Linked DNA regions of Homo sapiens: region 2 is linked to region 1. A link is an interaction called in ENCODE POLR2A ChIA-PET data of the cell type or tissue named here. Cell type or tissue: MCF 10A. All regions are shown on one strand. Each heading gives the region's core, and the rest is flanking DNA. Links, peaks and the distances in the headings are about the cores only.

Region 1 (5,864 bases), core at 1,166-5,165:
TTTCCTTTTAAAGTTTTGAAAACCTTTCAGGTATTTTACAAAGATAGGCAAACCACTTTTTCTCCTTTTGCTTGTAAGCAGTTCTAACTTAATCCAGACATTATTGAACTTTGACAGAAGACAGCAGGGTCTAATTTGACTGCAGACTGACTCATCTGCTCATTTGCATTTGGGACCTTCCTTGAAAATAGGTTGTTTGACACACATTCTCACACATTGAAAGGTCAGAAGACATACCAGGATTCTTTGCTAAATGATTTCCTCCCTCCATTTCATATTTCCCATGTCCATAAGAATTCTTCCACTTATGCACAGAAAAACCCAAATTTAACCTTTTTATGGACCTGATACACAAAAACCCCTTCCCCCAAAACACATCTTTTGTTAACTGATGGGTTTATGTTTGTCATAAAGAAAGATAAAATGTCTTTATGAAAATGAATCATGTCAAAAAGGACCTGTGATGCCCAAGGGGATCCATCCCCTGGACCGACATGTTAATTGTTTGCACAGGTGTAGTGAAGTCATTTGTTCTTGGATTCTTCATCTAGTGAACTGTAACCTTATTTAGTAGCTGGATACTTAGTAGGAACACTTTGGTTAGTTCTTGCCACTGATTTAACATGGTACACATGTTGGGATTGGACTGTTGTCTCTTAATGGGGGTCCCCTCCCTCTCAGGAATGTTGAGCTGCGTAACAGATAAAGGTGGTTCTTCAAGTGAACGAAAACAGAAAACAAAAGTGTGGCATGATGGCATGTAGGAGACTGTGGATATCAGGATGGACTAGGCCAGGTGCTGCTGCAAATTTGTGTTTTTTAAAAAGAATTTTATTTAACACAGATGTGGATAATTTCAAAACTAGCAAGAAGGATACAATGATGATCCAGCTTCAGCATTTATCAATTAATGGTCAATCTTGTTTTATCTACTTCTTCTCTCCCTCATTGCATTTATTTTGAAGTAAATCCTTGAAAAATCATTTTACTTTTAAATATTTCAATGTGTGTCCTAAAAGATAAGGGCCCTTTAAGAAACATAAACACAATAACATTATTCTGTTTACCATTAACACTAATTTTCTAATATTATCAAATATTCAGTGAATATTTAAAATTTCCTAATTGAGTCATAAATTTTATTTGTTTTTTTGCAGTTTATTCAAATCAGGATCCAAAAAAGTCCATATTTTGCAATTGGTTGATCTGTCTTAAATATTTTTGAATATGTAGATTGTCCCCCTGTCAGTTTTTCCTTGTAATTTATGTATTGAAGAAATTGGTTCCTGTCCTCTACACCAGTGCTTCTTAAGATGCCAGTCCACAAACTCCTGTTACTGGTCCATGATGAGATGAGAAGCCAGGGTGTAAATCCAAAATATGTCACTAAGCACACTATTTAGTTCAGCTGATATTTTATTTCTAGGGAGACTTTCTCGATGAAGGAAGCAGTGAGATGGTTTAGATTCTAGCTTAAACTCCTTATCTCAATATAGACTAGTAACGTCTAGTTTGTAGAACAGCACTGGCCAGTCCTTGGACCACACATGGCTTTCACCACTGGAGAGTTTCTTGCAGTCCAGTGATGACTGCATTCCAGTGGTATGGTCCTACCATGTTTCTCAGTCCCCTGTATTTGTTGTGAATTGCTAGTTAGAGCTAGATGCTTGATTCAACTCAATTAACTTTTTTTTCAAGAAGACTTTATAAGTGGTATGTGTCCTTCCATTAGGAGGGACATCATTACTACTAGTCTCTCTTTTTGTGTTATTAGCATTCATTGATAATCGTTTTCTAGATCTATTAGGGTGGCAGAATGGGGATATTCAAATTCTGTCATTTCCTATTGACTTACTAATGCTGTAAAGTTTTACTCCTAGTTTTGAACTTAGGCTCAATGCTTCACAGCCAGTAATGTTTGCAATATGCTGGGTCTGATTTTTCTTATCTGCGACTTTGTTGTAGAAAAATTATTTAATATCTAACAGTAAGGATAGGCTATTATGAGCTATGAAATTGTGGAAAATTCACACAGAAGGAGCCTGGCATTTGAAAGGGAAGAAAATAATTCTGCAAAGGTCCATTTATCCCATGATCTTTTGTGAGTGTCAAGGTGGAAGCACTCAATGTGTTTTTATTTTAAAGTAAGGGATTTCAGGCAAGAACCTTATGAAAAGTTGGTAAGATTTTGGACTATGAGGGTAATAAAGAAGATATCTGCAGAGATTTTAATATTCAGAAGTGAATTTTTGTACCTTCATTTCGGCATTGCTCTCTCAGGAATGCTCTTTTTTTTTTTTTTCTTCAAGAAATTGGAACAAGTACAACCTTAGTGATTCAAATGAAAGATTCTGAAAATTACTGGTACACCCAGTCCCCTTTGGGGAAAGGAAGGTAGGGACAAGAGCTGCCCCAGGAGCACCTCCCCGACTGTTTGTAGGGGATGATACGTGCGCATGTGCATGTGTGCCAGGCACATCACCCGTGTGTTTCATGTCAGTGAAACATGTCCGTCATTCTCTAAGGCCTCATGTATTCTTACTTGATAGAAAACTCCTGGGTGAAATGACAGGCTTTTGGAACTGCTTTTTCGTCAGTGGGTGCTGCTACAGAGATTTGGAAGCCCTTTAGGTATGCGAGGTGGATGTATTTCTGTCTGTTTTGACATCATCATCACCACTTCAGAAGTTGTCATGTTGAAACTTTGTGCTGGCATTTAGCACCTGCTCTGCTTAATTATAGCTTGAAACACAAATACTGTGACATCTTCCCTGGAGCTGGAAGGGTGCTGAGAGGACAGTGCTGGCATCACTCACACTGAGAGGGAAATCTTTCGGGTTGGATTTCAGGGAAGAGCTGTGCTGGCCATTGGAATGAGGACAGTCACCACTTTCTCTGTGTAATGGACAATATCCCAGCAGCCTCTGAATTAAGTCACAGAGACGTGAAATTGGAGGGTTTTTTTTAGAAGATCATCTGGATCACCCAGGCCTTCGAGCAGCTCATTGTCTTCCTAAGCCGGGTCAGACAGTTGCCTGCGTGTCCTGATGGTTTTGCTTTGAGCTACTTTTCAAAAGACAAGCCACACCCATGTTGAAGTGTGTGTACTAACACATTCCAATGCCAGCTCTGAGTAGGTTTTGAATTATCCACATGTTGAATCTTTCTTGTGCTCTCTACACATCCACTCCCTCAAACGTTGAGCATGTTAAGAGCTGACTAATGTTTTTACCGGAGGGTGCAGGACAGAATACTCATTCTCTGTTGGGAAATGCAGAAACTATTTCAGAAACAGAAGTGCCAATCTATAGGAGTGAATGTTCCTAAAATGTGTTCTCTTTACATTGTTTTCCTTTGCTAATACACTTCCAAAACACTGTCTTATTTATTTATTTTGCAAACCTAGTAAAAAAATCAGAGCACAAAAAATGATGTACAAATTAGTTTATACAAAAAAGAGAATACATTCTCTTTGGAGTATTTATGGAAACATCTTTCTAATCTCTAATCTAAAAATCTTTAACACTAACCTTGGAATGTTATTAATAAAGTCTTTTGGTTTTTAATTAGGGATTTATGACGTTTCCATTGTGTAGCCTTTGAAAAATTACTTCACTTCTCACATTTTCAGTTTCCTCATCTGAGAATGAGCACACCAATACATTTTCTTGATAGGGTTTGGGGGAAGAGTAAATTTTATAAATTAAAGCTCTCTAATAGTTGCTAATTATTATTTTTATTCCACTGAATGACTTCATGTGGACTAAAGTACTGATTTGGTTAAATTCCCTTAAATTTAAATTAGACTATTTTTATTAAAAGTTTTCCACATATCTAAATGTTTAAAAAATAAATGCTTACAACTTTGTTTCAATTTCAAAATTAAAAAAAAAACTTAAGTTTTTGACTGCTAATATTGTGAAGTGTTAATTTCAATGAAATAATCTCAGCAAACTGCATGCTTTTACCTAACTTCCTCTGACTTTATAGAAACTTAAAATCTGTTAGTGATTTATTTATTTATTTTTGTTCCTGAGCAACAATATTGTCCCTGTTTTGATGGGAGGGCTAGATAGAGAAATGTTTTAAAGATCCATGGCCTGTTGACTGCTATGAAATATGGTTTGAGCTACAAGATCTCTGAAGCTTTTGTAGCTATAAATGTTTCTAAATGATGCAACTGAAACATGGAAGAATTTCACTCTCGTACTCCATGTATTCCACTTATGGGTAATTGTTGTTATGTGTTAGATTTTTTCCTTTTAATTTTCTAAAATTTAAAAAAGTAGATGAAATGATACTGATTTCTTACTAGTAATTATACTTTTCATTTTTTTTTTTTTTTTGAGACAGGGTCTTGCTCTGTCACCCAGGCTGGAGTGCAGTGGCGTGATTGCGGCTCACTCTAGCCTCAACCTCCTGGGCTCAAGTGATCCTCCCACTCAGCCTTCCAAGTAGCTGGGAAGCTACAGGTGCATGCCACCATCTTGGCTAATTTAAAAATTTTTTTGAAGATATAGATTCTCGCTATGTTGCCCAGGCTGGATCTTTTTTTAAAAGTTTCTTATAAACATATCCACCTTTTTAAATAAATTAAATACTCACTACTCTGATAGACTTCTCATTAACTTATGTTGTCTTAGTGGTAAATGAAACTCTAAACTCTCATTTACCACTTAAGATTCAAGTATTGTGTTAGGTGCTGGGATTGTAAAGATAAATCTGAACTTGCTATATTTAAGGAACTTGCATACACACACAAAAAAAACGCTGGTAATTTCCAGTTTTAGGAGAGGTGAAATTCTTGAATAATTTTGGTATGAGACTAAAGTCACCAAATAGGATTCAAAACGGACTTGCTTCCTTGCTTCACGTGTAAGCCACTCGTGCTAGAAATAGCTCACTGAAGTCTATCTGTGAGCCAGTCCAGGATACTGATTTTATGTTATAGTTGCTAATGGGGCGGGATCTTCTGGCCTTTAAAATAAATCAGGTGCATCGAGGATGAGAACTCTCCAGGTTTTAAGTCTCTGATTCATGGACCTGTGGATGTCCTGTATTGGCCCTGATGGTCTCATGCAGGGGGTCCAGAAGGGTGTCAAGCCTGGGCTGGGACGGCTCTGACTCTGGCTGCCCTCTCAGGACTGTGTGGAGTTGCCTGAGTTTAAGGTGTTCATTTCTCACAGATCACTGGGCAGCTTACTAAGCTGAGACATGGTGGGTTTGAGTGGCCAAGTTTTCCTCTGGTTGCCTGCCGTGGAATGTGTTTTCCCATAGAAACAACATTTTAAGTTGTGGTCAGGTTCCCAGACCAGCCCACAATAGCCTATTCAGCTGATAATGCAGCTGAGAGACTGCTATTTGACTGGTCTGGAGACCAAACCACCACCTATTAACATTGTTTCTATTGGACAGGCCATTCCAAGTTCTAAATACTAATATAGAAATGAAATTTTGGAGCTCTACCTGTTTGTCAATTGGGGGCTGACAGCATTCGGAACTCAAGTATCAAATCACCCTGCACTCTAGGTTCCTGAAAGACCTCATTCTTTCTTTCTCCTAAGTCTGACCCCATTGGCTGATTTTCCTGTCTCTTCCTGGGGCTGCCAGTACATTCAGAAGATATTATCTCCCTGGACAGAGCTCTTGGTTTGAGAATTTCTGGGAAGTGGCAAGAATCATGGTTTTAGTCCCCAGTTCCTTCTGTGGGTGGTAAAGGAATTCCACAAGCTCCACCCCCGGCTCCGCCTCTGGCCGGCCTCTCTCTGTGCAGGCTCAGAATCCCCTCACCACTTGTTTTGTGTTTTCAATCATTTCTATGATTTCGTTCACCCTTTGGAAAAGTACAGTGTGGCTTCAACTTG
Region 2 (4,932 bases), core at 933-4,932, 240 kb after region 1:
ATAACTGAAGAGAGCCTACATCTTGAAGCCTGAAGGTGAGGTTAATTCAGAGCCAGTGCAGGACTCATGAGGGCCCATTGCCACAGCAGACAACATGCAGGGCACCCTGCAAACCACACTAGGGCATTAACTGCCCAAACAGCCTAAAGCTTGGGAGCCAAACTAACCCATCTGCACTGAACAAGTCACCAGGTTTCTGTACAATTTAAGTTGGGAGCCAAGGCTTCAGAAGAAAACAATAAATTTCCTACTAATATGGCCAGATGAGGAAGGTTGTTGTGCAATTGATTGGAACAAATATAAACATAGGAATGTAAATGGGTTATAGCCAATATTAAATGGCTTATATTAAAGGTACCTCTCTACATGAATATTCACTCAGAAGATCCATGACTTTTTAAATGTCCACTTGTCCATCACTGGTGTTTAGTGTTGGAAGAGAGGGTGCCTTTGTGTGAATGGTCTGTCAGTCAGGAGGTGCTTACAGTAGAACTCTGGATGCACATCACTAGAAAGTGTTTATACATTCCCCCCACACTGGTATTTAACTGCATCTGTCCAGTACTTCAGAGTTAAGGCCAAGCCATCTCCATTTCTAATTCAGTAGAGACACATACTCCATAAATGAAAAATTGATGTCTGTAATCCCGACATTTTGGGAGACCGAGGTGGGCGGATCACTTGAGGTCAGGAGTTCAAGACCAGCCTGGCCAACATAGTGAAACCCTGTCTCTACTAACAATACAAAAATTAGCCGGGCATGGTGTCAGGTGCCTGTAATCCCAGCTACTCAGGAGGCTGAGGTAGGAGAATCACTTGAACCCAGGAGGTGGAGGTTGCAATGAACCAGTATTGCACCACTGCACTCCAGCCTGGGCTACAGAGTGAGACTCCTTTTCAAAAAACAAAAAAGAAAGAAAGTAAAACTGAGACATAAGAGGACAAAATACCTGAAATCAAAACTCAACAGGTTGTGATACTTCATAGTATTGGTGTTTTAGCAGTGTGGTTGTGACCATGGACCTTAGAACTAAAGTGTCTTGGTTCAAATTCTAGCTTGATCACTTACTAGCTGTGTGACTTTGGGAAAGTTACTTAAATTTTCTGATCCTCTACTCCTCATAGAATAGAGATAGAAATGGTACCCATTTCACACTTGCTCAGAGCACTTACATTAGCCTACAGTTGGGCAAAATCATCTAACACAAAGACTATTTTATAACAAATTGTTGAATATCTCATGTAATTTGTTGAATACTGTACTGAAGGTGAAAAATTGGATGGTTGTATAGGTACTTGATGTATGGTTATACCGAATGCATATTGCTTTCACACCATTATAAGGCTGAAAAAATCATTTAAATAGAACCATAGTCAATTAAGGCTATCTGTATTATCTCACACAACTTCTGAGGGTCAAGTGTGACTTAGCTGGATAGCACCCAGGAGTGGCTTAGCTGGATAGTTTTCACTGAGGGTCTCTCATGAGGTTACAGTCAAGTTGTCAGCAGGGACTTCAGTCATTTGAAGTCTTGACTAGGGCTGGAGGACCCACTTCCAAAATGGCCTCATGTGGCTATTGGCAGGAGACTTCAGCTCATTACCATATGGGCCTCTCTGTAGTGCTGAGTACAACATAGCACCTGGCTTCCCCAGCGTGAATAATGGGAGGGAGACAGAGACAGAGATAGAGGCCAAATGGAAGCCATGGTGTCTTTTATAACTTAAACATGGAAGCAACATACTATTTTTTCTTTCATACTATATTGGTCACATAGACCCACCCTGGTGCACTGCCGGAGGGAACTTCACAAGGGTGACATTGTCAGAAGGTAGGGATCATTGGCAGTCACCTGGTAGGCTGGCTACCACACCAGCAGAACCAAGGGGAGCAGAGACTGAGTCTTATTGACACTTCTTGACTCCCTGGACCATCCATATCTCATATGAATCAATCACTGCCTTTCTGTGCTTAAGCTGTTGTGAGAAGTGTTTGGTCCATTGCTACGAAAAAGTTCTTGACTGGGATAATTGTTAGCTCTTATTGAGCATTTAATCAATGCCATGCAGTGTGCTTGAACCTTCATGACAACTCCATGAGTTAGGGATTATCATTCTTAATTTCCTTTTCCCAGATGAAAAAAACTGTGGCTGAGAAATTATGTGGCTTGGCGAAAAGTCATGCAACTGGCAAGTGGTAGATCCAAGTTTCAAACCCAGGCAGTTTTATCTAGAGCCTTGTCTCTTCCTATTATGAAAGGTCACTTTTTTTTTTTTTTTTTTTGAGGTGGAGTCTCGCTCTGTCACCCAGGCTGGAGTGCAGTGCCCAATCTCGGCTCACTGCAACCTCCGCCTCCCGGGTTCAAGCGATTCTCCTGCCTCAGCCTCACGAGTAGCTGGGACTACAGGCACGTGCCGCCATGCCCAGCTAATTTTTTGTATTTTTAGTAGAGATGGGGTTTCACCATGTTAGCCAGGCTGGTCTCCGTCTCCTGAACTTGTGATCTGCCTGCCTCGGCCTCCCAAACTGCTGAGATTACAGGCGTGAGCCACTGCACCTGGCTGAAAGGTAACTCTTAAGCATTTCCCCCTCTTGATTCAGTTTGAGATCTTTCTCCCCTAAGATGGGCTCTCAGCTTGCATTCTCTCATAGAGTGGTTCACATATAAGCTGAAACTGGGCCCATATCCAATGAGTACTGGGTGGATGGCCCAGGCTAAAAGCTGAAGTGAATCATAGGAGAGAAAACTGTTGCCCTGCTAAGCCATTCCTATTGTGGCATCCATGACGCATATCCAGCAGAGGCCAACCAGTCATCTATCACCAACCCAAGGTGCCTTCAGTTTCTGATCCCAGTAATTGAGGACATGTGTTACTCTGCAAACAGTCCTGATGGGAAATGGGTGGTGGTTCTTCCCCTCTGATGCTTGGGAAATGAGAGGGCAAAGGAGGGGAGTAGAGAGGAGGCTGAACACTTTTATTTTTTTTTATGTTAACAGCTCTAAATGATTAAGGGTAGGAAGGGAATGGCAATAGAACATAAAAATGCTTTGTGTAGAGTTCACATTTACTCGCACTTTTAACTCCACTGTGGCTTATTAGTTCACGGGAAAAATTACAAAAGGAAATAAAAACCTGACTATGAATCCAGTATAAACAATTTGCAGCCATAGTAACCAAGAAAGTGCAACTCCTAGATTAAAAAAAAAAAAATGTCTGTGCAAGAGTGTCCATGCAGAGGATGTCAGGAAATGGTTACAGAGTGAAGAACTCAGTCAACCCCTGGTCAGTGAAGCAGAGCAGCTCTGAAGAGGCTGCGTGCATACCCTGCATACCCTGGCTAAGATGTACATCAGGAGTTGGCAAAGTTCTAATTCCTATTTGATAGAGTTTCCAACTCAGCTGTAAATATTCACTCAAGAATAAAACAACGTCAAAAGACTTTGCCTGACAAGAATTTGATTTTTGTTGTTGTTGTTTAAATCAACTTTGGTTTGCATGAGTTCAACCCAACTTCACTGCAGGAAGACAATAGGGTGTGCGGCTTCTTGTGTGTTTCCACATTAGCTTTGGAATGACTCGAAGCCGCCTTGTGAATTCAATTCTGGATAAAATACAGCAACTCAGGACTCAGAACCACACCCTATCTTTTCACCTTTGGGATATGAGTCATCAGCTTCTAATTTGTGTAGCCAGATCCTAGCAATGTATGGCCCCAGGATCTGAGAGGAAGTCCAAGCAAGTGCCAGTAGTTTTGGAGGTCCTGGGGCAATCACCCAAATGGGAATTGTGGGCACCTATCCCACCAAGCTATCAAATTTGAGAGTAAAAGCATCTTTAAGGATCATCTAATCCAATGAGCCATATGATGCCTGAATTCCCTCTTTTCCTCTTTGTGCCAGAGGACGTTCATCCCATGCTTGGAGCCCCACCCTTTGAGAAGGAGAGCTCCCCAAGGCAACTAATGCAGTGTGACTGCAAAATACTCTTTCTTAAAGAGTCTGTCTCTTTGTAAATTACAACACACAGTTCCTTAAAGCAAGTCAAATATTCATATATTCGAGAATGAATGGCTATTTTGTCCTCAGATTTCTCTAGTCTAAACCATAAGAATTCTTAACTATTCTGCATCTAGTTACTTCCCTCTGAACACCTCCGGAGGACCTCTTGAAGTTCAGTCCCTCATATGAACACAGCACTCAATGTATATTCTGTTCAGGGAGAGGAACCAACACCATTATCAGTTTCTTCATTCTGAGATTTTACTTCTATTGACTTTGTTTCCTATTTATCTGTTTCTTAAAGCCTGTGGTATTTTGAACTCATAATTAATTTACTTCCCACTAGAATTTTTGACTAGGCCACGCCCTTGGTCACCAATCACCAGTTCTGCTCTACTCTCTGAGCACATGGAAGTAGTACACTCCCCTGCCTCTTGAAGATAGCTATGGTCATTGTGACAGAATGCAAAATATATATTTTGTCTCTGCCCTTCTTTCCTGGAATACAGTTCCTAAAATCCTTAGAATCTCCCAAATGATAAGTGTATTTTGTATGCTAATGAGATGACTGGTGGCTGGGGTTCCTGGATGGCTTCAGGATAGGAACTGGTTGCTAAAAGAACCAACCATGTGATTAGAGGATTGGAACTTGGTTTCACACCCTCTGCCTTTCTGGGAGGGGCGAGGGGCTAGAGGTTGAGTTGATCATCAATGGCCAGTGATTTAATCAATCATGCCTATATCATGAAGCCTTCCTAAAAAAATTAAGCAAAGGGGTTTGAAGAGCTTCCAGGTTGGTGAACAAGAATGCATCCACATGCTGGGAAGATGGAGCACCCCAAATTCCATGGAGACAGAAACTTCTGTGCTCGGGATCCTTTAGTGGTGCATTCTTGTAGGACTGAGGCCTCAACCTGTGGGGTCGGCACCA

Evidence for each region. Peaks named below come from ENCODE experiments on the same cell type or tissue, not always from the same donor. Only the 100,000 strongest peaks of a DNase experiment are listed, where the experiment ranks them.
Region 2: POLR2A ChIA-PET joins it to region 1 with 5 read pairs; 1 of 35 experiments calls an interaction of 5 or more read pairs at or near these places.

What each region holds. Positions count from the first base shown.
Region 1 is chr15:48,624,739-48,630,602 of GRCh38, reverse strand. All of the region lies in intron 2 of FBN1 (fibrillin 1), which reads left to right. Among named protein-coding and RNA genes, the nearest start is that of FBN1, 18 kb to the left of the region's middle. In MCF 10A, for the core only: no CTCF peak of the experiment used is centred there; a DNase peak (open chromatin) is centred at 3,172.
Region 2 is chr15:48,383,528-48,388,459 of GRCh38, reverse strand. No RefSeq gene overlaps it. Among named protein-coding and RNA genes, the nearest start is that of DUT-AS1, 54 kb to the right of the region's middle. In MCF 10A, for the core only: no CTCF peak of the experiment used is centred there; a DNase peak (open chromatin) is centred at 2,769.